Linked DNA regions of Homo sapiens: region 2 is linked to region 1. The links are chromatin loops, found by intact Hi-C in ENCODE. Cell type or tissue: natural killer cell. All regions are shown on one strand.

Evidence for each region. Hi-C counts contacts between places; a loop is a spot of excess contacts. Peaks named below come from ENCODE experiments on the same cell type or tissue, not always from the same donor. Only the 100,000 strongest peaks of a DNase experiment are listed, where the experiment ranks them.
Region 2: a loop joins it to region 1, with 9 times the contacts of the local background. A loop is called at or near these places in 8 of 110 quality-filtered maps.

What each region holds. Positions count from the first base shown.
Region 1 is chr10:127,240,549-127,248,548 of GRCh38, reverse strand. DOCK1 (dedicator of cytokinesis 1) reads right to left here. Exons shown (of 52, transcript NM_001290223.2): 28 at 440-541. Among named protein-coding and RNA genes, the nearest start is that of INSYN2A, 48 kb to the right of the region's middle. In natural killer cell, CTCF peaks have their summits at 4,636 and 4,837 (motif pointing left); a DNase peak (open chromatin) is centred at 4,828.
Region 2 is chr10:127,342,380-127,350,379 of GRCh38, reverse strand. It overlaps DOCK1 (dedicator of cytokinesis 1), which reads right to left. Exons shown (of 52, transcript NM_001290223.2): 31 at 6,634-6,734. Among named protein-coding and RNA genes, the nearest start is that of INSYN2A, 150 kb to the right of the region's middle. RefSeq lists an enhancer at 3,531-3,680. In natural killer cell, no CTCF peak of the experiment used is centred here; no DNase peak of the experiment used is centred here.

The DNA of each region.
Region 1 (8,000 bases):
CTGATGAGCTTCCATGATTACAGCTAATTAATAATGGAGTACAACTTAAAGCTGAAAAGTCACTCTGGCTTCTGCTATTAAAAAGTCAACCAATAAATGAATAGGAGTTAATGGGAGACTATCCATGGATAACATCTCCAAATTTCCAATTATCCCAAAGCACAGGAGAAGAAACTGTCACCAAGAAAGACAAGAGATTTCCCTGGGCTCAGCCCCTGAGTCATTCTCCATTCAGCCCTAGAAGCAAGTCTGCAAGTCCGGACCCTTGTCTTGTTAGAAACAAGGCTTCAGTCAGACCTTCCCAGGAGGCATTTGAAATCAATCAGAGACAAGTTCTCATGCAAAATCCTATTTTAAATGAATATATTGATATCAGGCTTTTGTCTAAAGTGCTGGCCCTAAAACATGGTTATGTGAACAGGGTGAAAGGGACACTTACTACCACATCAGTCCTCATTTTCCCAAAAGTCTTGATCAAGTGGGCATAATGGTAATCTTCCATTTGTCGTAAAATAGCTGTCATGCAAGCCACGAAGTTTCCCTGTAAATGAATCAAAAGATAGAATTAGATGAGACAGAGCAACACTCATGGGAAAAGCCGAAATCATCCCAGATTCTGGGACTTGAAACTGTCAGGGAGAAGCAACGGGGCATGGGCAGGGAGCCCTGGGTTCTGCTGCCCCTCTCTCAGGGAAGATCAGCATAAGGCATGGGTCACTTCCAACCTCAGGAATGTTTTTTGGTAGGGGGTCCTTAGAATATCAAGTTGAAAGTAGAAAGAAAAGCAAAACCCTTGAGGGGGTCTCACAATGCTGAGGACATGAGTACACAGTAACATGAATGAGAAACACTGGTGCACTCACACTCAGGGCTGTATTTTATTCTCTCTAACTATTAATACCTCAAGTGTTTCCTGATACAGGGTTGTCCAGACTGGAAAAATAAGCTTGAAATACTTTTGCATTAAATACAAGAAAATTAAAGACAGGATGGAAATCATGGGAACTTCTGTTTTGTGCTCTCTTGGAAACTTGCTGCCCTTATTATCCGGCAAAATGTGTGTGCAGCCTCTCCTCTTGGGCCATGGCAAAGAAAGGCCTCTAATTTCTCAAAATCAGCCTGTATCCCCCTGTGCCCGATGTGGAGGCAATCACCACAACTCCACAATGAGTTATGGCCCAATTCTCCTCCCCGAGAAGAAGGACAGGAGGAATGTGGGCTCATCAGAATGTCAAGTGGGAGAGCTGGGAGTTTCTCAGACCAGACGGAGCTGGGTGGAAAGGAAAAGAAGGAGGAAAAAAGAAAGCAACACAGAAAATCAAGAATGGGGAAGGTAAAGGGCCAAAGCTGAAACGTCTCTCCGGCTGTTGCAAATGGAGGCAGCCAGTATGTGTGTGGACGTGGGTGTGCACACGTTTGTTTGCGTGCCCTGAAGGGTGTTTGCTTTGGTGGCGGGTTGTGAGCTAGGCAGTTCTGTTGCCATTAACTGCAATTGCTCACTGCTAGGCTTTGTAGCTAACAACATTGTAAAGCCTTCCTTGCTTTTAAATATTGCCCCCTAAGTTAATGACATTTTAAGAAACACAGGATATATATTTTTTCCCATTAAGCCAGTACAAGTTTGGTAAAATTATAGCATGAAACACACTTTGAGACATGTCCCTATTTTTTCTCTATTAAATGAGCTCTCAAATTGCATTCTTTTACTAACTCTCCTTTTACCAGCAATATATCAGAATGCCTAAATGTCTTTTATATTAATTTGGAATACAGGCTTTACAGTGAAATGTTAAAATCCAATATTTTCTCCAATCCATTTTATACCTATAGTACACATATCTACTTCCAAATGAGTCCTCGAAGGACGCATTACTCAAATTGAACAAACACAATAATGATGATATGATATCTTCCATTTGCCCAGAAATATAAATTATTTGTGAATGATGATAATTGCTGAGATTTAGATTCCAAGTTGGTGTTCAGGGAAACAGCTAAATAATGCTTGTTTTCCATTGAGGCAATGATTAGTAAAATGGCAAAATTTGTGAACTTTTGAAACATATAAATATTTGGCATACCATTCAGCTCAAGAAAGGCTGCCTTTGTATCTTGTCTACTCCTTATGACAATGAGATGTGTCCCGTGGATAATCGTCTTAATAACAACACTGTCACTTTAATAGAATACGACCTCTTTCAATCACACACAAATTTCTCTTCCTGTGCCACTTTACAGGCAGTGAAACTGAGGCTTAGAGGTTTCACTCTCTGAAGGAGTGAATGGCAAAGCTGGGTGTGGAGGCTGTACTCTAGGACTATAAGACAGGTACTTACTGGCTGACCTCATTTCTTTACCCCTCATCCAGATGCACATTTTAACTCTTCCTCTAAGGAATCTGAAGCCACTTCTGATGACCAACACAAGGTAGAGATTCACTTTCCTCTACGCTTGCAGTCATCAGAGAAAGCTGGAAGAGGGTGAGGAAGAAGAGGCTTCGAAGTACTCTGCCCACAATTGACCCTGATGCAGTCGCTGACCCGGACTCTTCCCCTTGAGAGGAGGAGCTTTTCCCGCTGAAGAAGAGGCCTATATCAGCCTAGGTGAACCTAGTAGGTGCTGAAATCAATTTTCTGCAGGTCAAACCAGTTACACAATGGAGACTTACACATTAGAATAAATGAAATCACAAAGTCAGCTATTTATCACCAGAAGCAATGTATCAATGTGCTTAGCTTAAATGATCAGGCTGAAAGTAGAAAGAAAAGCATAATCCTTGAGGGGGTCTCAAAATGCTGAGGGTATGAGCACAGAGTAACACTAATGAGAAACATCAGTGCAGCCAGACTCAGGCCAGATGACGTGAACAGGTGACGTGGACATACTGAATTCAGGCAGCAGACTGTCACGTCATGCGGAGAAATTCATGCAAGGCAACAAATGCCAAAACCGTTGTAACACAGAAAACGAAAAACTGAAGCGAACACAGCAATTTCCATAAAACAAGTCCTGGGAGGATGTAAATGCCCCGTGGGGAAGTCTCTCTGGAAGAGCATATCAGAGAAGGCAACCACGCGGCCCCTTGTTTAACTGCGATGGGGATTAATTACAGGAGGCCCAGAAGGGCCAGAAGGATGGGCCATCTCCACAAGTTAGAGGCGGTGCTGCCGGGCACTGTGCGTGCCCTCTTTACCAAACTTAAGGAAATGTTCCAGAAGTCATGTGCATCGTTCAGTCTTTCCTTTCTTAGCGAAAGTAAGTCTTGCTTTTTCAGCTCTAAGGTGAAGCATGAACTCCATTAGGAAACGGATGATCTGCATATTAAAATTCACTGAAATGCCCCTCCCCTTCCTCCCTGCCCTTTGGGAATGGAGTCCCATCCTTGGGTTATCAGTATTTTTTTGGGCAAATACTGCAGATACCATGAAGCCTTATGGTTTCCATGAACACAGCAGAACCCTGCAGCATATCTGTGGGCTTATAAGGGTGGATAAAACGGGTATTTATGGAAGCCTTTTGAAACCAGTCATTTATTAGGAACAAAAGTGAGCGAGCTCTGTGAAAATAAAACTTTAATTCTGTGTGCTCAGAAGAAAATTACTATTCTGTGCTTTAACTGATTTATTTTAAATGCATTTGGGAGATGACTCCTAAATGAAGCTTTTATCTTCTAGACAATGGGTAGGCTAGCAGGTAGGCTGGGAGCAAAAGCCACTGTGCAGAACCATCCCTGAGCCTGAACATAGGGACTAGGCTCCAGCACCAGCAGCTGAGTAAAAATAAGTCAATAAGTAAAAATAAGACATATTCCTTATAACTTCAAAGCAATGCAAAATGGGGCCACAGAAGTCAGGATATACTTGCAGAAAATTTAAAAACCAGGACACTAAATGCCTAATAAACAACAAAAAAAAGTGAACCTCATTAGTAATCAAAGATGAAAATGATACATCATTATTTGCCTGCCAAAATAGCAAAGAAGTATTTCAATGATGATAATGTGAGCAAGGGTGCAGGGAACGAGGACTCTTGTGTGCTGTTGGTGGGAACATAAATTGCTATAACCTTTTTAAAAAGTGATTTGGAGATAGGTTTGAAAAGTCTTGAAAATAAATACTCATCTCCTAAGTAATTCTACTTCTGATAATCTACCAAAGGAAGTAATTCAAAATAGAAAATTTCATACCCAAAGATGTCCATAGCATTGCTGAAAATTCTAAACATCCACCACAAGAAACTGTGTAAATAATATGATATTTTGTAGGGTTGCAAGATAAAGTACAGGATGCCCAGTTCCATTTGAATCTCAGATAAACAAAGAAAAATAAATATGTCCCAAACGTTGCAATGAAATATTACATGAGAGATACATATACTAGAAAAAAAAAACTGTTGTTTACCTGAAGTTCAAGCTGAACTGGGGGTCCTATATTTTTATTTGGCAAGTCAAGCAATCATAACTTGTGTTATGATGAAATATTGTGCAACCATTAAATCAAGAAACATTATGCAAATATGGAATATTTTAATAGCATGAGAAAATAATTGAAGAGGAAAACTGCAGTAATTATGTATACACATTTGACCAATATAAAGAATATATAGTACAAGAAAAACAAAAAATGACTAGAAAAGATACCAGATAGTCATGAGTGGAGGGAGACTAAGCCCAGATTGTTTTTATAAAGAGAAAGTATGTTAATATTTTTAAAGGTGGTCCAGAAAGAAAAGGATCCATCTGGCAGGAGGGACAAACTCTCCCTGCCTGCCCCTGATCTAGTTCCATTTCTTAAGCTCCTGTCTTAAAAAATCTCTCTCGCAGGGCTCCCCCTGTTGGTGTGGCCTTGGCTACTGCCTGGCACTGCTCCTGGAGGGAGCCCTGGACAGAAGTCGTCCCCGCACACCCCCAGCCCTCCTGGAAGTACCTCAGTGCCCCAGTTTTAAATGTGTTTGGGCCCCCATTTCACTAGGTAGGTTGATAGGAAAAATGGAGAACAGGTAGAACTGAGCACAGGTAGAAGGAAGGGCAGGTGGAATTGAGCACAAGTAGAACTGAGGCTGGGTAGAAGGAAAGGCAGGTGGAACTGGGCACAGGTGGAAGTGAGTCTCAGTAGAAGGAAAACAGCACAGGTAGAATGGGGTGCTGGTGGTGGAGCAGGGGGACATTCAGTGACAGGCAAGTTGAATGCAGGATGTCATTGCAGGATATAAAAACAAAAGGCTAACAAAAGCACAGACTGGTGAATGGAAACTCAGGATGAGACATATCTTTTAAACAGTGCCTTTGTCAACTATGCCTAGTGGAAGGTCTAAGTATGAATTAGAAGAAAAAAATCCAAAGGGTTTTAATTCATATTCTTGAGGAGCTGTGAAGGTGTAATAAAAATGGACTTAGCCATGTGACTTGGATAGCAGGGTATAAAATTGCTCCTGGTAATTTCATCAGCCAGACAAGAGCTGTCTCAATCGACCCTGGAGCTCACACTTTGTACAAAGCACAGATTTGCTCTCTGGGACACACAACACAGGCAGAAATTTTAACGTTCTTCTAAGTTCTCTAAATTCCAAAGGATCTCTGGGCAGTTCCCAGCCTCAGAAGCTGTTGGAGCTGTAAACAGAGACACAGGAGTGACGAGTGTGGACGGTAGGTGCCCGGTTTCAATAAAAGGAGAACCCTGAAGACTGAATCCGGGATTATGCTTCATGATTTCAACTGAGGTCTTGTTACAAAGTTTAACCGTGTTTTCACTAAGGCAAGGACTTTGAAGAGGAAATCTCACTCAAATGCTTAAATTTCAAATATATTAATGAAAATAAACCCATCTTATAATCATCATAAAAAGCAATGAAAATGAATTATCCAGTAACATTTTAAAATATATTACTAAACAACAACAACAAAAAAAACATAATGGTGATGACTTCTGGATGATTTTTCTTTTGGGGCGCATTCAAGCCAAAGAATCAATACTGTAAAGCAATATTATGAAGAAGAGAATATAGGAAAAGGGAATGTAACTGAGAGTCAAGTCCTTCTTTAAAATGATTTGAAATAAATCCAAGTATGAGTGAGTTCTTAGAGCTGATAAGATAGAAGGCCAACAGAGCACAATGGCTTTCTCTTTTGTAGAGGGAAAGCCAATGGCAAAATGTTCATAGGTGGTATTTTCTGTGAGAAAATATGAAAGAGAAAAACAGGGAGTCCAAAAAACAAACAAAACCTCAAAATGTTATAAATTAGCCCCAAACTCCTGCAAAGTCTGCACAGAGCTGAAGTTTTTCAAAATATACTTAGGGGTTGCCTACATCACAAATTAGAAACTATTTAAAACATGCATTCCCAGTTCCTCACATTAAATGACAGTAAGGCACATATTAAAACTGCACAAGCCCACAAGGACCAGGGGACTCTGAGGAGATGCAACTAAAGACAAGAGAATTCTGGAAGCAGGAAAGAGGGTGATGAGTGGGTACCAACTGCCCTCAAGGCAAGAACGTGGTGACATTTAACAGGAAGTCTGTGAATCCCTGGTGCAAAACCCAAGGAAGGCCCAGAAACTGGAGGGTGCCAGGTACTCAGGAGGCTACATGTGAGATGAAAAACAACAGTGCTGATGGCTTTGAAATGTGACCCTATATCCAGTCTGCCTATGCCCAGCATGTCCAGTGAGGGGCTCTCCAACTCACTCCTGGGGAGAGGACCACATGTTTACTCTCTGGACAAGGGAGGTACCTGAAAAGCAGAAGAAAATGACAAGAACCACCTGGAAGAAACACCTGTTTAGTTTGATGTCAAACCAAACAGTATACTCCCCTCTCTCTTTTCTGCTCAGCTCCCAGCATATCAGCAAGGAGGCTTAAACTAACCCCTCCTAACCTTAGTCCCAAACCAAACCTAGAAAGAAGACCAGAAGAATCCTCTTTGGTGAAAATGACCAGCCAAAGAGAACATAAGCACTAATACTAAGCATGGAGGTTCCAAAAGTATGACAGCTCAGCCCATCCAGGCTTGCCATGCAGGAAAGCCCATGCGCCTCCATGCTCTGTGCACAAACTTGGAGACAGAGGGTCTGAGCAAGAGTACTGGGCCTTGTGAAAAAAATTCATCCAGCATTAATAAAGGAGGCCCAAACAAACAAAAACAGAACCCAGAGGAAAGGAAGAACATTTAGAAAATGTAAGAGAAGTAAAAAAACTACAATAATAATAATTATTATTGTTATTATTTTTGAGATGGAGGGTTGCTCTGTCTCCCAGGCTGGAGTGCAGTGGTGCGATCTCAGCTCACTGCAACCTCCGCTTCCTGGGTTCAAGTGATTCTCCTGCCTCAGCCTCCGGAGTAGCTGGGACTAGAGGTATGCCACGCCTGGCTAATTTTTTGTATTTTTAGTAGAGACAGGGTTTTGCCAGGTTGGCCAGGCTGATCTCGAACTCCTGATCTCAGGTGATCCACCCGCCTTGGCCTCCAGAGCATTGGGATTACAGGCGTGAGCCACCGCGCCCAGCCAAAGAACTATAATTACTATCCTCAGGTAGATATGAGATTATATTCATGATCATCATATCTTCCTTATATTCCTCCCCCAGCTTAGTGATTTTCAGGACAAGTCAAACGATTTGCCCTTATAACTATCATATTTCTCAGATTTAAAATAATAACATACTTGGAAAAATCTTGCAAAATTCTATAATCCTTGTAACATTGTTCTTTCACTTATATTTGTTGAAATAGAAATGAGATAGCTTCTCCTTGTTGCTTTGATTTTCTCACACATGTGTTTTCATATTATATAGAATTTCTTTAAAGCTACCTCAAAATCCTTTTAAGATTAAGGGGGCGGGGAGTATAAGAAAGAAAGAATAATTAAAAATATAGAAAGAACGATGTTGTAAAATGAGGACAGAGGATAGTGTGCAGTGCCGCATACATTGAATGTCAGGAGTCATCGCTGTGCCCTCAAAAAGTATGTCACGTTTTATTAATTAAATATTTGATTAAG
Region 2 (8,000 bases), 100 kb before region 1:
TAGGGGAGTGCCTGGTGGGTGGGGCTACAGAACACAGAGCTGGCTCCTGTTTGAGAGACCAGGGGGTGAGGGGTGCACCGTGAGCAGAGGCTGCAGGAGGCAGGTTTTTTTTAAAGCGTCCCCGCTGCCGCCACTTTTTTTTTAAGTTTCATAAACTTTTCTGACATAAAAAATACATGTATTAACCAGCACATATATTAATATACATGCATGTGTATAAAGTTTTATGAAATGATGCTTAACCTTACTGCCTGCAATGAATGCTGATATTTTTTCCTAGATTCTATTTCACTGAAAAAAGAAAAGAAAAGTCTATTGGTCATGACTAGTGTGGGTTGGATTGTCTCCCCTTTAAAGCTATGTTGAAGTCCTAAACCCTGGTATCCATGACTGTGACCTTATTTGGAAATAGAGTCTTTGCAGATGTACTCAAGGTAAGATGAAGTCATACTGGAGTAGAGTGGCCTCTAGATCCAGTGACCTCTGTCCTTATAAGGAGAGGGAGATTGAGAGACACAGACACATAGGAAGACACAAAGAAGAAGGCCACAGGAAGATGGGGCAGGGATTGGAGTAAAACAGCCACAAGCCACGGAATGCCAAAGACCGGGGCAGCCACCGGAAGCCAGGAGAGAGGCAGGGAATAGCTTCTCCCTCAGAACCTCCAGAAGGAACCAACACTGCCCACACCTTGATTTGGGAATTCTGCCCTCCATAACTGTGAGACAATCAATTCAAGCCACCCGGTTTGTGTTCACTGTTATGGCAGACCAGCCTAGGAAATGGATATGATGGCCCTTTAAGTGAATATTCTGACCCAATCAAAGGTTGAGACCTGCAGTTTGAAAAATGCTTTCCTAAGGAAAGAGAATAGAGTGTGAAGGCCTAAGACCAAGGTGTGCGGAACCCCCACCGCCACTTGATGCTGGGGTGCAGGGGTAGGAATCTGACAAGAGAGAGCAGACACCAAAAAGCTTGGAGAAAAGCTCAGGAGAGTCCTGAGAGCGAAGAAAAGCATGTTCTGAGATGGAGGGAAAGAAGAAACATGTTGAGGATGTGGGGAGAACATCTAGGGAGCTGAATACCCTCCATCTGCTTGGGGGCAGCCAGGACCTGGCTGAGGTTCTGGGGCAATGCAGTGCCCAGAGCCAGCATCGGAGTGGGTGGGAGGTGGGGAAAGGAGACAAGGAAAGGGCTGAGATGGACCTAAAGGAAGCTGGAGGGAGCTCATGGCTGGGGTGAGGCATTTTTAACTTCATGGGAAAGACTGGTGGGTTCCTAAAGAGGTGAGAGGGGGTGGGACATCAAAAACAACACCACCGGTGCATGTGGGACACAGTGAGCTTTTCTGACTTGAAGTTGGCACAGGTCACCACTTGTTAAGTCTAACTCCCTGAGTCTCCTTCTAATAAGTGAATTTAATTTTGAATAATTTCAGTCTCTTGAAAAAAATGAGCACAGACACAAATTAAATTGATCGTATCTCCTGTTATAATCAGGAATATACAATTGCAGCTTCTGATTAGGTCACGCTGCAAAACGGCATGCATGGCATGTTTATTTCCTGTTAGTTTCCTTAAAGGTAGTATCTAGAGTTTGACATAATCTTCTGGAGAAGATTCTGCAGAACCCAGTGTTTGGTCAGATGGGGATATTTTGGTCCCATTGTGAAACCTATCCTCTTAGAACACTGCAGACTTCTATAATTACAAAAAAACAAAAACAAAAACAACCCACCCACCCCGCCAAAACTGAAAACAGCCTAGGGACCAGGTGGGGAGGTCTTTGTGGATGGTCTCTCTGCACTGAGCTGGACTTTGCCATCAAACTTAACCTCTTGCGCTGAAATTTTAAGTGAGCATTTTATGCTTAGATATGTGGGAGGCCCAATTCATGAACCCTGTTCCTCTTCCGGTCCTGAACACAGAAGCTCCTTTGCAGTCATTCAACACACTGTCCCACACCAGGATGCACGTGTCTTACATAACAAAATTATCAAGCTGGCTGCTAATCAAAAGTCATTCCTTTTACATTTTAGACATATTTCCTGCACCCCAATAATGTAAAAAAGGCTAGGGGGCTGGGATGGGAGGAAGAGCTGCTGGTCAGGCTTAGAATTCTGTTGACATCTCTGTCCTTCCTTGGGAGTCACTAGCACCAAGGATGTCTGAAGGTTGAGCCAGTTAAATTTTCATATTATGGACTTGATTCCTAGGGGTTATTTATTTTGTGGTACACTGGCGAATCTCATACTCAATTTGGGTCTGACATAATCAGTTCTCTGCGTGGTATGGCCCATTCTTTTATTTACTCCCATGCACTTTGGGGAATGTCTTTAGAATGAAAATCCTAATTATCTCCCCAACCTCAGTCATTAGGAGGATGGAGCAGGCAGGTTTCCTGATGCTGGAATTTCTATTGTTTTGAGCCACAAAGCTGTGGACCAAGCAGATGTGAGGAGCTGCAAGGGCTTAGCAAGGGGGAAGGGAAGGGATGGGAAGGGAAGGGAAGGGAAGGGAAGGGAAGGGAAGGGAAGGGAAGGGAAGGCTGAGGGGTTGGGGATGCTCCCTCAGATGCCTTAGGTTGGATTCACAAGCCCTAGAGTAAGAGACAGGCCCCAGATGGAGGCAGTGCTGAGCCTACTAAGTGGGTGTGTCATGGCTCCACCTTTATACCACATGCCTTTCCCCCGAGAAACAGACAGGTGCATGCATCAAGCTCCACGGGGCTCCAAGTCAGCGCCCATCGTTTGCCCAGAGTGTGAGGTTGACTCCCAGACCACGAGCCCCCACACCCCGCCCCAAGCTCCAAGCTGCTCCCTTACACTTCGACAACCCAGATCATGTCTCTGCTCATATGTAGATGGCGCCATGCCCTTTGGCACTCGATGTCCCGTGGCAAACCTCTCAGCTGCCTTCACCACCCAGCCGGGAAGCCCAAGCTGCCAGGAGGCCTCTGTCTCCCACGGCTGAGCCCCACGGGCCGTCTCCGGGCTGCCAAGGCCCTCCGTCACCACTGCATGCGTGCCCCACTCCACTCATGATTTTTGCTTCTCCATTTACCCCACTAGACCATGACCTTCTTCGTCACGAGGTCTGTGTCTTTGTCCCCGGCACCGGGACCATGGCCCGACTGAGCACAGAGTGGGCACTGAATCCCTTTTATGCGGACAATTTTAAACAAATCACATTTCTAGGCACTGTATGTGCCTGAGAAAATTTAAGCATTGGGGTAGGACATCGTCATGTATTTCTTATGCAGGTTTTGCTATTTAGAAATAAAATTTGCAAATGGACTATGAAGGGCTGAAGGCTTATCAAGTGGCATGAAGACTACAACAAATAGGGCTGACCCTCCACACGTGTGTGCCGCGTGGCCTGAAGGTCAAGGCAGTCTTATCTCAGGCTCCGGGGGCTTTGTCCTGGATCTCCTGTCACCTCCACAAGCGGAGCAGAACTCATGCCCCTGGAGAGGCCCCTCAGACAGCACAAAGCCCTGAGGCTGTCCTGCCAGTGTCTTGCAAAGACAACTTCTGAACTGCCTGGGGACTTTCCTGGGGGAAATCCAGAGTCTCCTGTTGCTATCGTTGTGACAAAGAGAATACGAAAGCCCTAGGCAGAGGCCCTGGGTGGCTCCTGAGGGGGCGACACCAGCTGGCTGTGTGTAATTTTCCGTGGCTTTGAAGATTCTGAATCCACGCCACTACGTGGGAAGCAAACGTTTTCTTTAGTAGCCAAGGCCCTTCGAGGTTAATGTTTTTTTTTCTTTTCGTTTTGGTTTTTGAGACAGACGGTCTCACTCTGTCAGCCAGGCTGGAGCGCAGTCGTGTGATCATGGCTCACTGCAGCCCCGACCCCCTGGGCTCAAGAAATCCTCCCACTTCAGCCTCCTGAGTAGCTGGCACCACAGGTGCGCGCCACCACACCTGGCTAATTTTTGTATTTTTTGTGGAGAAAGGGGTGTTGTTGTGTTGTCCAGGCTGGTCTCAAACTCCTGGACTCAAGTGATCCTCCCATCTTGGCCTTCCAAAGTGCTGGGATTACAGGTATGAGCCACCGCACCGCTGTTAGTGCATGTCTTGATGTTGCCTTAGGCTCTTAACGCTCACACCAACAGAAGGAAGGGCCCAGCACACAGCTGCCCTGCTGGGGCTTGCGGGGTGCTCGGCCCCACCACTAAGAAGATGCCAGCTCTTTTGAGGCAGATTTCCAGTTTAAATTCACCTCTCTTCTCCCGCAGGCATCTCCGAGGCCAGGAGCTGTGGCTGGGCTCGGGTCCCAGCTTCACCCAATAGCGGGCGCTGGACACTTGGGCAGGTGGCTTCACCTGCTGTGGCCGAGCTGTCCTTTTGCTGGACGGGACAACAAGGGGCGCGTGCTGAAGGAGGTGTGTCCGCACCTGGTGGATTACAGTGCGTTGAAGTGCGTTGTGCCGCACTGTGCTTTGTGTGTGTTGGTCACTACCGTCTGCACTACAATTCCCAGCACAAAGGCAAATCAACAAGAACAGCAACAATTACAAAGCACCATCCCTCCCTTCCCCTGGGCCCTGAGGGAGCGTGCATTCCACAAAGCAGGAGCCTGCGCCCCTGCTGAGCCAGTCTCCAGAAGATGCAGCCTGGAGAAGTCTGTCTCTTGATGCTGGAAGCCAGGACGAGCGACAGACACCTGTGCAGGCCCCAAGGTGGTGGGCTGCAGCTGCTGCGTGCCGCTTCGGTAGTCACAGGCGAGCACCCACTCTGCCTACACCATTCTCAGTGCTTGGCTCAGCAAGTGCATTTCTTGTTTCTGAACAATGATCACTGTTTACACAGATGGCTGTCAGGCAGGAATCACCCAGCTGAGGAGGCCTGAAGGAAAGATGGCCAGGTGAAAGGTGATCTTTACTTAGATAGGTGCAGACCAAAAGCTCGAAGGTTCTAAAAGCAGCCCAGGTGAAAATCGTGGGCCCTGAATCGCCTAGATTAGAATGCTGCTTTGCCACATTCTAGGTGTGGGACTGGCCAAGTGGCTCGGTCACTGTGTGTGACCTTCCTCATCTAGAAACTAGGGCAGATACGAGGGCCTAAGGAATGGTTTTGCTTTTTAATGATTATAGAAGAAAAATGCACATGAAATGCTTAGAAAGTCACTGACATAAAGTACAGGCTGAGTAAATGATTTGCTGAAATATACTCATGCTTTGCTTAATGACAGGGATATGTTCTGAGAAATATGTCACTGGGTGATTTTGTCGTCGTGTGAACGCTGCTGAGTGAACTTACACAAACTGAGATACTACAGCCTACTACACACATCGGCCATACGGTATAGCCTACTGTTACTAGTCTACAAACCCGTACAACATGTTTGTAATGTACCATGTGACTACAATAAATACCACAGGCAAATGTAACACAATGGTGAGTATTTGTGTATCTAAACAAAGAAAAGTTACAGTAAAAATACAGCATGTAGTCTGTGGTTATGCAGTACGTGACTATAATTCTTTCTTTCTTCTCTTTTTTTTTGAAAGGGGGTCTTGCCATGTTGCCCAGGCTGGAGTGCATGGCAATTCACAGGTATGATCGTGGTGCACTGCAGCCTTGACCTCCTGGGCTCAAGTGATCTTCCTGCCTCAGCCTCCTAAGTAGCTGGTATTACCACTACTGGCTGAGCACCAGAGCCCAGCTTATGACTATAATTCTTACTCTCCAGAGATGATGTGCTTTGGATTTGCCTTGAAAGTGAGATACAGACTCACAGGATATAAGAGCAGCTGCCACCTTCTGAAACTCTTTCTGGAATCTCTAACCTCAGCTAGCAGCATGGAGTTGGCCAAGCCTTAGAACAGTCGAGATATTGCAGAGGTATTTATAAAATGACAAACAGAGACTGATGACGTGGCAACACCAATGCAATTTCAGAACTCTTCTCAAAAGGACTTATGAAAGGAACACCGACAGCAGTGAGAAATTAGTGAAACGGAGGCAGAAAGAGACGAAGCAAGACCCTCCGGGTGTCCAAACAGGGGAAGGAAACCCATGCAACAATGGTGCTTCTTGATACTGAGTCATGAGCGGTGCATGATGCAAACTGGGGTTACAGAGCTGGAGGGGCCGGCAAGGATCTCGGCTTTCATGGAGCTTTGGAGAGGTTTATTTACAATGATAGAAGGTGCCGCTTCAGTCCATTCAAAGCTCCTGCCCGGAAGAAGACAGGGGTTATCTGCTGCCAAGAAGGAACCCCGATAGCTCTAACTCCCCAGTGAGCTGTTCAACAATCCCAATAGAGCCAAGAGCTTTCATCAGAAGCTCCTTTCGAATTGAAGAATTAAGCAATAAAGTCAACCACATGTGAAATGACATCAGAATAGTGCATAGCAAAAGGAATTATCTCCGGAAGCTGAAATTCTGTGTTGCACTAATAGTCTTGGATTACACTGACCTGGAACCTTCCAGGATGAGTCCTGCAATTTTAGATCTTGATTCATGGGTTAGAAAAGGCAATACCTGATTGGTGATTTAAAACCACCCTTTCATTACACCGTGATTACATCTCAATTTGTATCAAGTTGGCTTAGAAATGACATGAAAATTATGCGATTAGAGTTGGAGGCTCCTGCCTGCAGTTTCAGAGCTAGATGAGAACTTACTTGTTAAGGATTTTGGCTCTCTTGGCACTTGAAAAATTCTCCAGTTGCAGGGACTCTTGAGTAAGGAAAGCAACAGCCAGGTGAAAGTAGTTGTTCCACAGCTGAAAACCAAAAAGGAGGAGATGCTAAGTTGTTGAACAGCTTGATATAGGATCTCAACAATGCTCTCAGACATTTATCATTTGCTCAGCACACACTTCTGAAAAGTTAAAAAAAAAACCCACACTCACTCTATACATGTTGCTAACCAGCCACCCACGGTGTAATTCAGGCCTTAGCGTGTGGGCTCAGAGGTCACGGTGCACATATTCAAATCCCGGGTCTGCCATTTACTCAGACTCTAACCTCTCTCTGCCTCAGTTTCCTCATGGATAAAATGTGAATTTCAAGAGTATCTATCTTATAGGAGTGCTCAGAAGATCAAAGAAGTAAATATATGCACAGAATTTAAGGCGGTACAGAGCATGTGTAAGCACTTCATCAATGTTAGCTCTTTTTTATTGAGATGGAGTCTCCCTCTGTTGCCCAGGCTGGAATGCAGTGGCATGATCTTGGCTCACTGCAACCTCTGCCTTCTGGGTTCAAGCAATTCTCCTGCCTCAGCCTCCTGAGTAGCTGGGACTACAGGTGTGCACCACCATGCCTGGATAATTTTTGTATTTTTAGTAGAGATGGGGTTTCACCATGTTGGCCAGGCTGGTCTTGAACTCCTGACCTCAAGTGATCCACCTCCCTCAGCCTCCCAAAGTGCTGGGATTACAAGTGTGAGCCACCATGCCTGGCCAATGTTAACTTTTATTAATGTAATTATGAAGCTCCTCACTTAAGAATAGTATAGATTTCCATAATTTAGGACTCTTTACCCCCAAATCACACATACACTAGACAAGGAAAACAAATGTAAAGAGATCAAACATTTCTTCTTTCAATAAACCCATATTTCAAGGGTTTATGGACTACATATATGCGGTTTAAAAGACAACGGCCTTTAGAAGAAGAAAGTTGTAGGTCTCAGTTTTCTCATTTACAAACCAGGGATAATATGTATTATATCAAAGGAGATAGCTGCAAAGAGTTCTATAAAAATAAAGTGTGAACATTATATTGACTCTATTTTTAATTACCTGAGAAGTAAGGGGAAATTTAAGAGCATTTGTAGGATTTGAGAAAAGTCTGTTGGGCTTGCATTTATCCAACACTTCCCATGAACAGCACACTTTCTATAGTAATACACCAGCTCATTTGATCACCACAGAATAACCAAGTAGGTGCTGTTATCCCCATTGCAGAGCTGAGATTTAGAGACCAGCCCAAAGCTACAGGTAACACATGAAGCAGAATGGGGGTCTGAGCCAGGCACCCCCAAC